Regions from separate parts of the Homo sapiens genome. Here region 1 is linked to region 2. The links are chromatin contacts, found by Hi-C in ENCODE. All regions are on one chromosome and are shown on one strand. The core of a region is the stretch at or near the end of the contact, and the rest is flanking DNA. Distances in the headings are between cores, read along the strand shown.

Region 1 (4,860 bases), core at 1,863-4,362, 3.1 Mb before region 2:
GACCAATGCTGATAAAATTTTTATGCAATGATGAAAATATTCTAGATCTGCTCTAATACAGTAGCCACTAGCCACACTGGCTACTGAATACCTGAAACTTGGTTAGTATAACTGAAGAAAAAAATTTTTAATTTTAATTTTAGTTAACAAATTTAGCTACATGTCACTAGTGGCTACTATCAGCACAGTTTTAGAAAATTCCTGAAGAGACCCCTAGTAATGTACTGTAACATTACCTTTAGAAGCAAAAGGTTACCTCAAGAGACCATTCAAATGGTTGTAGTTATGAAACAATGCCACAATTAACTGAGCAGGTCGCGAGTGACTAGGCAGATGGTTAAAGCAACCAGGAACCAAAAAAGCCCATCTCCAATTGTTCCTCACTTCAGGTCCCATAATGTAACTAGATAATGACAAAACACTCACTTTTCTTTTAATTCTTTCAATATTTTCAAAAAACTCAATTCATTAAACATTTCTGCTTCCTGAAAAAAAGGATAGAAGTTAAGCTGGAATTAAGAAATATTTTTTCAAGTCAGTGACCCAAAAGAAATTTTAAAATTAAGGGACACAATGAAGTAATGTAAAAATGATTTTTAAAAAAATTTTTGGCCAGTTGCAGTGGCTCATGCCTGTAATCCCGCCACTTTGGAAGGCCAAGGTGGGTGGCTTACCTGAGGCCAGGAGTTCAAGACCAGCCTGGCCAACATGGTGAAACCCTGTTTCTACTAAAAATATAAAAATTAGCTGGGCGTGGTAGCACACATCTGTAATCCCAGCTACTCAGGAGGCTGAGGCACGAGAATCGCTGGAACCCACGAGGTGGAAGATGCAGTGAGCCAAGATTGCATCACTGCACTGCAGCCTGGGTAACAGAGCAAGACTCTGACTCAAAAAAAAAAAAAAAAAACACAACAAGTTTGTTTGTTTTTTTAAGAGACAGGGTCTCACTCTGCGGCCCAGGCTAGCCTCCTGCTTCAGTCTCCTGACTAGGTGGTACTACAGGTGCATGCCACCATAGCTGGCTTAAAAATGATTCTTGCAAACACAAGATAATTCACCCAATTTGTTAAATGAAAATTCAAAGATTAATATTTTACCATGTATTTGAATGCCGTCACTGTCAGTTAGAAATCAAAAAGAAAAAGATGCTCAGAAGAGCATAAGCAAAGAAGAATGGAGTATGAGGTACATAAACAAAAATGAGTAGACACACACATGACTATTCCTATCCAGCTGTTAACCAGAGCTCTGCACCTCAAAGGGTCATTACCTCCTATCTTGGTTATTTTAAATGCTAGTTGATTAAACCTCAGTTCCTAATTCAACGACTTTTTGTCCTTATCCCAGTGTCATAAAAGGGAACTTATATCCTCAATTGCAGTGGCTTTTTATCAGAGTCCTCCTCCCCTGGGGAACCTACGAAATCAAACACTGAGATTGGCACTCCACCCTTAGGGAATAAGTGAAGTGTCCAAAGTGATGGTGTTGAATCCCTTACAGGACATTGGTCCACAGCTTCTTTTTCAGTCCTGCAAGCACTGGATCTTTCTTTTAGAATACAAAGAGAGGGAGAGAAAGAAAGAGAGGTAATTGAGAAGTAGTAACACTGTCATGCAGAAACATGAAAATACCTGACCTTAGAAACAGGCCCCAAAAAGCTAATTCTTAACACTCTGCTCAGACGTAAACTGGACCTTTGTTCTCCCATTTGAAGTTTATGAATTGCATTAGAAAAATATTATTTCGTAATTTCATACAGGAGTTAAGAGTGTTCAAATACATAATTAAGTAATATTAAATAGCCCTCGGTGATCAAGCAAGATATCCAACAAGTCGAACGTTTCAGTATGTTCACCTGCAAGGAAAAAAAGAGATGGGGTTCCCACCTTCCCAGTCTCAGTCCCCGCAATTATCCATTCCAGGGCCCCGAAAACCCTGTACCCCGTTCGTTGTGCAATCTTTTTCAAACTCCACCCACTGAGCTCCAGAACAAGTGGAATTGTCCCGTTCTGAAAGAGGTCTCAATTTTCCTGTATCTAGGGAGGGACTGAAAACTCCTTGACGTGAGTCAAGTAAGGCAAGGGGAACAGTCCGGCCTGTTTCCCAGATTAAGAAAGACCCAAGGCCAGGGTCGGGAAGGCATTCAAGTTTCCACTCATCAAATTAAAAAAATAATAAATGAAAGAAAAAAAAGAGGGGAAAAAAGAGGAGGGTGGTAAATAGGACTGGGAGGACCAGCTATCATGCGATATCCCAACTCTGCAGGACCGAGGTCCTCCAGCATCGCCTCCCCATCCATCCCCGGCCCCACGTGCAGCCAAGCCCTCGGAGCCCCGGGGTCTAGGTCCCGGGGGCCGAGCGTCCCGCTCGCACCGGCCCTGCGACACTCACCCGCTCGCCTGCCCGCCCGCGCAGTGGCGGGGAGCGCAGGGGGGCGGGGGAAGGGGGGCCAAGCACACCCCGGCTCCCGCGCGGTTATCTTACTGCGCAACAGCCTAGCCTGAGCAGCCCGGGGGCACCCCGCAGCGCGCCCTGCGCACCTGCCCGACGCCAGGAGGGCGAGCCCACGACCCCAGCGAGCCCCCGGACGGCGGCGCTCAGCGCCGGGAGCACGGTGACGGCGGTGACTGGGAGAAGGAACGCCTGGCGCCCGGATCCCCGCGGTGCTGGCCGCACGTGGCTGTCACACCTGGCGCACCCCCGCCTCGCACCCCTTCTCCCTTAGAACCGCGTGCGCCCCCTGCCCTCCCTCCCGGCTTCCCCGCCGCGCGCCGCCAAACCCCAACCGTCGTCCCTTCCCACCCCATCCATCGCGGTCCCACCCCCCCCCACCTGCTCCCACTGTCGTCACCCCCGGGAGGGAAGAAGACCGGATGTTCGTCCCGTGGCTATAGGTAACCAGGGAGAGAGAAGAGGTGGACCCTGAAAAAGGGAGCCCAAACATCCCCCGGGCCCGACAACAACGAGGGCGTCCCCCTGACTGACCTTCTGCCGCGGGCTGCGTCGCCGTCCGCCCCGTCCGGCCTCAGTCGCCTCTTCGGCGCCGCCGCCTCTTCCCCGCGCTGCCTCCTCTACCCGCGTCGCCATGAGGTGACGGCAGCAGCCAAACAAGCGGCCCGACAAGGGGCACAGAATCTCGCAGGGCCTTTCGCCCCGCCCCCGAGCCCCCACGACCAATCGCCGCATGTGAGACTTCCCACGTGACCGGAGGAGGTTGGCCCCCGAGGGGACGGAGCGAGATGGGGATGGGGAGCATTGAATACTGGGCTGGGCTTCAGCAAGACCGAAGGGCAGATAGAGGCCGTGTGAGTCTGCGCGGATCGGGAATGGGACTCGGGAGTGGACTACAAGTCCCAGCAGGGCGTGCGGCCACAGCTCGCAGGCTCGGATCGGGATTGGGACATAAGGCGGCGTTCTGAAAAGGGGAGAGTGCTGCACCCAGTGTGCTTCGTGTGCATCCTAGTGGGACTTGCGGTTTCTGGGGGCGATGTCTGGCTATAGGAAGGTACTCGTTATGATCTTTCGCGGAAAGTTTAGAAATATCCCCGTGTTTGAGAAGGAGCACGATCGGCGACACATTCTTGTGTTTTTGTTTTTGTTGCCGTTCTTAGGAATTGGGCGCGAATGATTTGGGGATAAGGGAAAATACTTCACGACTTTCAAGACGGAAGGTGTATTGGCTCTTAGAATTTGAAGTTTCGTGCTCGGGCACCTGCCCCGAGCCCTGCCCCTCCACCAGAGTTGTTACCACGGTTTACTTGTCCCGAGCTCCCGCGGGATAGGTGCCGCATTCTATTCACCTTGGTTGAACCGCCCCGGCTTCTGCACACTTACTTGGCACTTCATTCATGTTGAATGTATCCTGCTTTCTCCCACCCCATTTACTCGTTTCATTACCTAAATTTTTTCAACAAACTCGGTTTGCTGAACCGAATTTTTTTTTTTATTGATATGATGTTGGGGGGGAGAGGGGAGATTTCCTCAGGAATATTCCCTATTTCCATCTGATGGAACCAGATCTCCAATGGCCGAGCTTCTGAAAGGCACAGACCATCATGAAATCCTGATATATTGTCTTAAATAATTCATTATGAGGCCGGGCGCGGTGGCTCACGCCTGTAATGCCAACACCTTGGGGGACCGAGGCGGGTGGATCACAAGGTCAGGAGTTCCAGACCAGCCTGGCCAACACAGTGAAACTCCGTCTCTACTAAAAATACAAAAATTAGCCGGGCATGGTGGTGGTGGTGGGCTTTTCTTTTTTCTTTGTTTTTGTTTTCCCAAGACGGAGTCTTGCTGTCACCCAAAGCTGGAGTGCAGTGGCACGATCTCAGCTCACTGCAACCTCCGCCTCCCAGGTTCAAGCAATTCTCCTGCCTCAGCCTCCCGAGTAGCTGGGATTGCAGGCACGTGCCACCACGCTGGGCTAATTTTTGTATTTTTAGTAGAGAGAGGGGTTTCACCATGTTGGCCAGGCTGGTCTTGAACTTCTGACCCCCTGATCTGCCCTCCTCGGCCTCCCAAAGTGCTGGGATTACAGGTGTGAGCAACCGCCCCCAGCCGGTGGTGGGCTTCTGTAATTCCAGCTATTTGGGATCTGAGACAGGAGAATCGCTTGAACCCGGGCAGCAGAGGTTGCAGTGAGCCAAGATCGTGCCATTGAACACTCCAGCCTGGGTGAGGAGAAACTCCATCACACACACACACACAAAAGTAAGTTATTCCTCAAAAAAAAATTTTTTTTTAGAGATGGGGCATTATGTTGCCCAGGCTGGTTTCAAATTTCATGATTTTCTATATTGTTTAAGTATGTATGGAATGAAAAAAATCAATAAAGTTATCTTTATTAAGGAAAGA
Region 2 (5,355 bases), core at 51-2,550:
AACGTAAAATATGCTTTTGAAATGCATATTTCAATGAAAACACGTTGAGCTAATCCTACTCCTGGCTGTTAATCCAAATATAAAGCATACTAATAGGTATTTTCTGCCCAAACTAAACATTCATACATTTCAATATAGTTTAAAGATAAAATTTTTCATTTCCCAAACTATTATTAAGCAGTACACTAGTATTTTCTATATGGTGTCAATGTCCTTCATCCAAATGTATTACAAACCCACTTATTAATTTAGGAACCTATAAGCCATATTTATAAAACAAGCCTAATCTTACTGTGTTCATTATACAAATATTTCCTTCTCCTATCTTATTGTCAGTTCAATTAATTATTTGAATATGCTCCTTTAAGACGACTCAAACTCAACATTTTCTCAAACATTTTCAAGAGACTGTAATGTTTCAGGATACAGAGTTATTCGGGAATATAAAAATGTAATTCACCAATACAATCTATGTATCATACGATTATTAAAACCTAAACCTTGATTGAATTTGAACTACCTGTTACAGGTTACACTTGTAAAAGCTGACACAGATACGCCTAAATCCGATACCTTGAGTGTATCCAGTATACCCCGATCCTTAAACGTCTGGTATAGCTTTTTGCGCAGTTCATCTTGACTCAACACATCAGCCACGGTAAACATGTTGGACTAAAAGACAAAATGGTTATAGGTTACCTGCGGGGCAGAGGGAACGTGAACGTCTGAAAACAGACCAGTGGCCTCCGGGGAAGCCATAAGAGGCCTAGCGGCGAAAGTTTAACGAACACAAAACAAGACTTTATTTCCGCCCGAGAAGGGGCAGGTGTGTCTACCTGCGCCATCATCAGGCGTCAGCTCCCTCCGGAGCCCGCCTCGCTCGCCCCGCCGCGGCCCGAGTTTAGTGCCCAGCCCGGGCGGTGGGGCCAAGACGAGGGGGAATCCCTGCCCTCAGAACCCTGCCTCTGTCCCGAGGGTTCGGGAGGAACAAAGGTGCTGAACGTTCTCTGCCTCGCACTCCCAACTAGGTTTTCTAGCAAACACGCGAGCTTCCTTTCTTCGCGGTTCTGAGGCAAGGGCGAGGACCCAGGCACGACTCAAAGGCGGCTGGAGGGCGGGGACCCAGACACTAGGGACTGAAGGCAGCGAGGCAGGACCGCCTCACAGCCAGTCCGGCAACTTCCGGAAACCTGCTAAATATAGCCTTCCCGAGCTGAAGAGCTACGGCGCATGAGCTTGGTTGCCCAGCACCGGCCGGAAGCTCCGCCTACGTATCGCGAGAGCACATCCCAGGGTATCGCGAGAACTGCTTCGGCGTTCTGGCTACAGGTTCGGGGCGCGGGTCTCTTCCGCGGAAACTGACATTGCGTTTCCGTTGTCGGCCTCCCACTGCAGGTAGGGAATGGAGCAAGTGCGGCGGGGGGCGGGTGTTTTGAGTCCCTGGAGGACTTCGTAGCCCCTGCGTGACGCGGATGTTGGTCCTGTACCTCCACCCCTCCCCGGGGTGGCCGGGCCGGACCTGCCAGCCCTCCGCTGGCTCATCCGCGCAGCCCTTCCACCTGCAGACGTCCGCCCTCTCGGGGGCTGTGGTTTCGCGGTTCACTGGGTCATTCAGCTAACCCAGGGTTTCTTAACGGCTGCACTGTTGCCTTTTGGAGCCGGAAGATTCTTTGTTTTGGGAGGCTGTCCTGTGCATTGTAGGTTTAGCTGTATCCTTGCTCTCTATTTTGTCAGTATCACCTTCTCCCCCAAGTGTGACAACCAAAGATGTCTCCAGATATTGCCAGATGTCCTCTTGGAAGCAAGATCGCTCCGGGTTGAGATCCACAGAGCTAAACGTTTTAGAGTACCAACCATTGTGTGCTGTGAGGTAAAGGTGAGCCAGTCCTCATGATGCTTAAATGTAATTAGAAAGGAAAGGAACCAAACCTCTCAGAAGCGATAATGAAAATGTTACAGCCAGAGAATTGAACAAGAACTAAGATACATTGTAGACTGGATAAAGAGTTTAAAGGGGAGGTGGTTGAAGATGGAAGTGATCCAGATCATCTCTGTGGAAAAAGTGTGTCTTTATCGGGGCCTTGATGGGTAGGATTCGGGTGGTGAGCAAAAAGGAGAACATCACAGGAAGGGGAAAAATGAGCAAAGGAATCATTAAAAGAAAAAAAAAAGCCACGACCTTCTTGGGAGCAGTGAGGAATCTAGCCTGACTCCAGAGTTGTGTGCTGGGAATATAAGCCTTATATGGTATCTAAGTCCTGTGAGGACAGAATTGGATGTCAGCTTTGTGTACAGCATTGAAGATGAGTACGATGAGTTTTGATCTCTGGCTGTGAAAAACTTAAAGTATTTAAGAGGCAGTAAGAGTGACAGGACTTCATAGGAGGTGGAGAACCTGTAAGTTTTTGTTGGAAACAATGGAAAAGGAGGAGAGGCTTAGTTGGATTTTAAAGGATGGGTAGTGGTTGCAGACAGAATAAAGGAGAACATTCCAGGCATGAAGAGAGAAATGATAGTAGCTCTGAACTCGATATAGTCAAAGTGAATTTGGGAGAAAAAATAAGTAAACGAGTCAACGCTAGCAGAGGTGGAACAATAGGGCTGAGAAAAGACACGTGGAGCAATGTGGGAATCTTGAATACTAGTACATGATCCTGTAGCTGAGATGCATCAAAGGCTTTTGAGTGGAATGATGAAAACAGTGTTCTAAAAAGATGTTGATATGTTGTAAATGTTGTTAAGTAGAATCACTTGTCCACTGTTTAAAAAAAAAAAATGTTCCTGAAGACCCCCTTACTCCCACCTCCACCTTTGGTCCCACAGTTGAATACATGAATATAATTAGATAAAATGTTCTCCAAAAACTAGCATAACTTCTAGGGGAGGGAGAATTGCTTATAATATTAATAGAAAAATGTCACATTAAAGACCTATCAGTAGTATTCCTACTGCCCCTCCTCATTGTAATAGACATGTCCCATGCCATACCAGTTTAGTCTCATGACCCCAGGTTTATGGAACAACTGAAATCACTGCTCTCGCGAGCACAGGGCAGTTTTTCTAGAAGCTCTTCTATAGAGGTTGTAAAGAGGCATGCTACAAAAATGGATGTCTTTGGAACTGGAGTCCATGAGTTTTATCTTGCATTTGTCTACAACTTAAGAGACTTCCAAGTTCACTGAGCATCCTCCCACTCTGGCACTGTTGGTGTTCCACCCACCCCTTAGTTTCTAGTTTCCCAGTGACTTCAAATGAGCAGCCCTGGGCTTGGCCTATGGAACGGTTTGGAATAAGTCTGTGTAGTCCAGAGTCAGCAAATACTTGGCCCTCCTGTAGGTACTGCACTTCCCCAAATTCATAGCAGACATGGATAATTGATCACAGCATTCTTTCCTGGTGACCACATTTAGTCTCAGAATCTTTCTCAGCGCCAGTTCCTGGCAGTCACTACCAGTTGATTAGAATTCGCTTATGAAAGGAAACTCATTTGCCATCCCTAGCCAAGTCCCTTTTTCATTAGATAGCTTATCGTATTTAAAGATAGTACTGTGCTGTACCCCACTCCCTTTCCACCCCAAAAAGGTCTCCCCTACTCCGTTTAAACATCCTCTGTTACTTCAGTTGCTCTTGTCTGGTTTCCAGAGCATTTCCTAGCCTAGATCCTGCCCTCCCTTCCCCTGTAACACACAGAGTTATTGATCCTTTTACAATATGATTCCCAGAACTGAGTACCTTCCCCAAAGATGATAATATTATTGAAGAGGACATCAGCATTCTCCCTGACCTTGCTCTTAATGCCACCTAGAATTGATTAGCTTTTTTGACAAACCTATCAGACTTTTGCCTCTTACTGAGCTTGCAGAACTTTTGGGTTGATGTAGATGAACTGTTCTTAATCTAGGTTTCCCTTGTCCTTTTGTACAGTTGATTTTTAAGCCCAAGTACAGGGCTTGCTTTCTTATCCTCTTAACTTCTATCTTGTTAATTTCACCTTACTCTCCTAGCCATGGAGATCTTTTTTAATCCTAACTTCTGCCTTCTAATAAGTTAGCTGCCCTTGGTGTTATCTTTGAATGTGATAAGTTATCTTCATTCAAGTTATTGATTCAAATACTGAGCTAGACTAGGTTAAGGTCAACCTCAAAGCCTTACTAGAGACCCTGTGCCATAAATTGACACGGAGCACCCAATGTTCTCCGAGTATTGACACTCAAGTCGGCTATGAGCCATCCCTCATTCAGCAAATAATGAGTGCTTTCTGGGTCCCTGGCACTGTTGTAGCTCTAGGTATACCATAGTGAATGAGACGAATGGTGTATCTGCTCTCATGGAGGGCAACATTCTAGCAAGACTGTATTTTCACTCAGGCTCCAGGACTCCAGTTTGTTCTTAGGTAGATACCAAAATATTTCGTAAAATGACTTTCTGTTTACCTACCGTATCTCCCTTCAGAAACAAAAAATGTAAATTTGGTATGACTTGTTCTAGTACAACCAGGAGTATATGAATGAATAATCTGTTTTTATCTAGGGATTCACATTAAATGAGTTAATGTATAATAAAAGTGCCTGGCATGGCATCTGACTGAAAATAAACATTTAATACACGTTTCTGTTGGTGTTCTAGTCGCTCTGAATGTACCCTGTTATAGACTAGGAGATAAGCCTTTTTCCTGTTTCTGAAAATAGGAATAGCATTTAACCTAGCGGATGATATGGCATTTTTCTTGCAATTTCTCAAATGTCACTGATCAGCAGTTATGCAATCACATTTGTTAATCCAAGGTATATAATTTGTCAGGACCTGATGACTTGGATTTATTGAAATGTCTAGATGTTTTCTTTTTTCTTTAGTTATACTTTTAAGTTCTAGGGTACATGTGCACAACATGCAGGTTTGATACATAGGTATACATGTGCCATGTTGGTTTGCTGCACCCATTAACTCATCATTTACATTAGGTATTCCTCCTAATGCTATCCCTCCCCCAGCCCCCCACCCCCTGACAGGCCCCAGTGTGTGATATTCCCTGCCCTGTGTCCAAGTGATCTCATTGTTCAATTCCCACCTATGAGTGAGAACATGCAGTGTTTGCTTTTCTGTCCTTGTGATAGTTTGCTCAGAATGATGGTTTCCAGCTTCATCCATGTCCCTACAAAGGACATGAACTCATCCTTTTTTATGGCTGCATAGTATTCCATGGTGTATATGTGCCACATTTTCCTAATCCAGTCTATCATTGATGGACATTTGGGTTCATTCCAAGTCTTTGCTATTGTGAATAGTGCCACAATAAACATACGTGTGCTTGTGTCTTTATAGTAGCATGATTTGTAATCCTTTGGGTATATACCC

The links. Hi-C counts contacts between places; a loop is a spot of excess contacts on that map. Pooled maps may share reads with other maps.
Region 1: a loop to region 2 is called in a map with no recorded cell type, with 13 times the contacts of the local background. The contact joins the promoter of TXLNG here to the promoter of TRAPPC2 in region 2. A Hi-C loop is called at or near these places in 2 of 37 single-sample maps with no recorded cell type and 7 of 50 pooled maps.

What each region holds. Positions count from the first base shown.
Region 1 is chrX:16,784,718-16,789,577 of GRCh38, reverse strand. TXLNG (taxilin gamma) reads right to left here and starts at 3,112. Exons shown (of 10, transcript NM_018360.3): 1 at 2,989-3,112. The coding sequence starts at 3,090. It overlaps LOC124905250 (a long non-coding RNA gene), which reads left to right and starts at 3,312. Exons shown (of 2, transcript XR_007068398.1): 1 at 3,312-3,508; 2 at 3,615-3,918. RefSeq lists enhancers at 270-770, 2,813-3,545, 3,517-3,716 and a silencer at 2,327-2,766.
Region 2 is chrX:13,730,565-13,735,919 of GRCh38, reverse strand. TRAPPC2 (trafficking protein particle complex subunit 2) reads left to right here and starts at 1,300. Exons shown (of 6, transcript NM_001011658.4): 1 at 1,300-1,395; 2 at 1,735-1,876. It overlaps OFD1 (OFD1 centriole and centriolar satellite protein), which reads right to left and starts at 1,172. Exons shown (of 23, transcript NM_003611.3): 1 at 837-1,172; 2 at 574-672. The coding sequence starts at 848. RefSeq lists enhancers at 259-830, 599-1,798.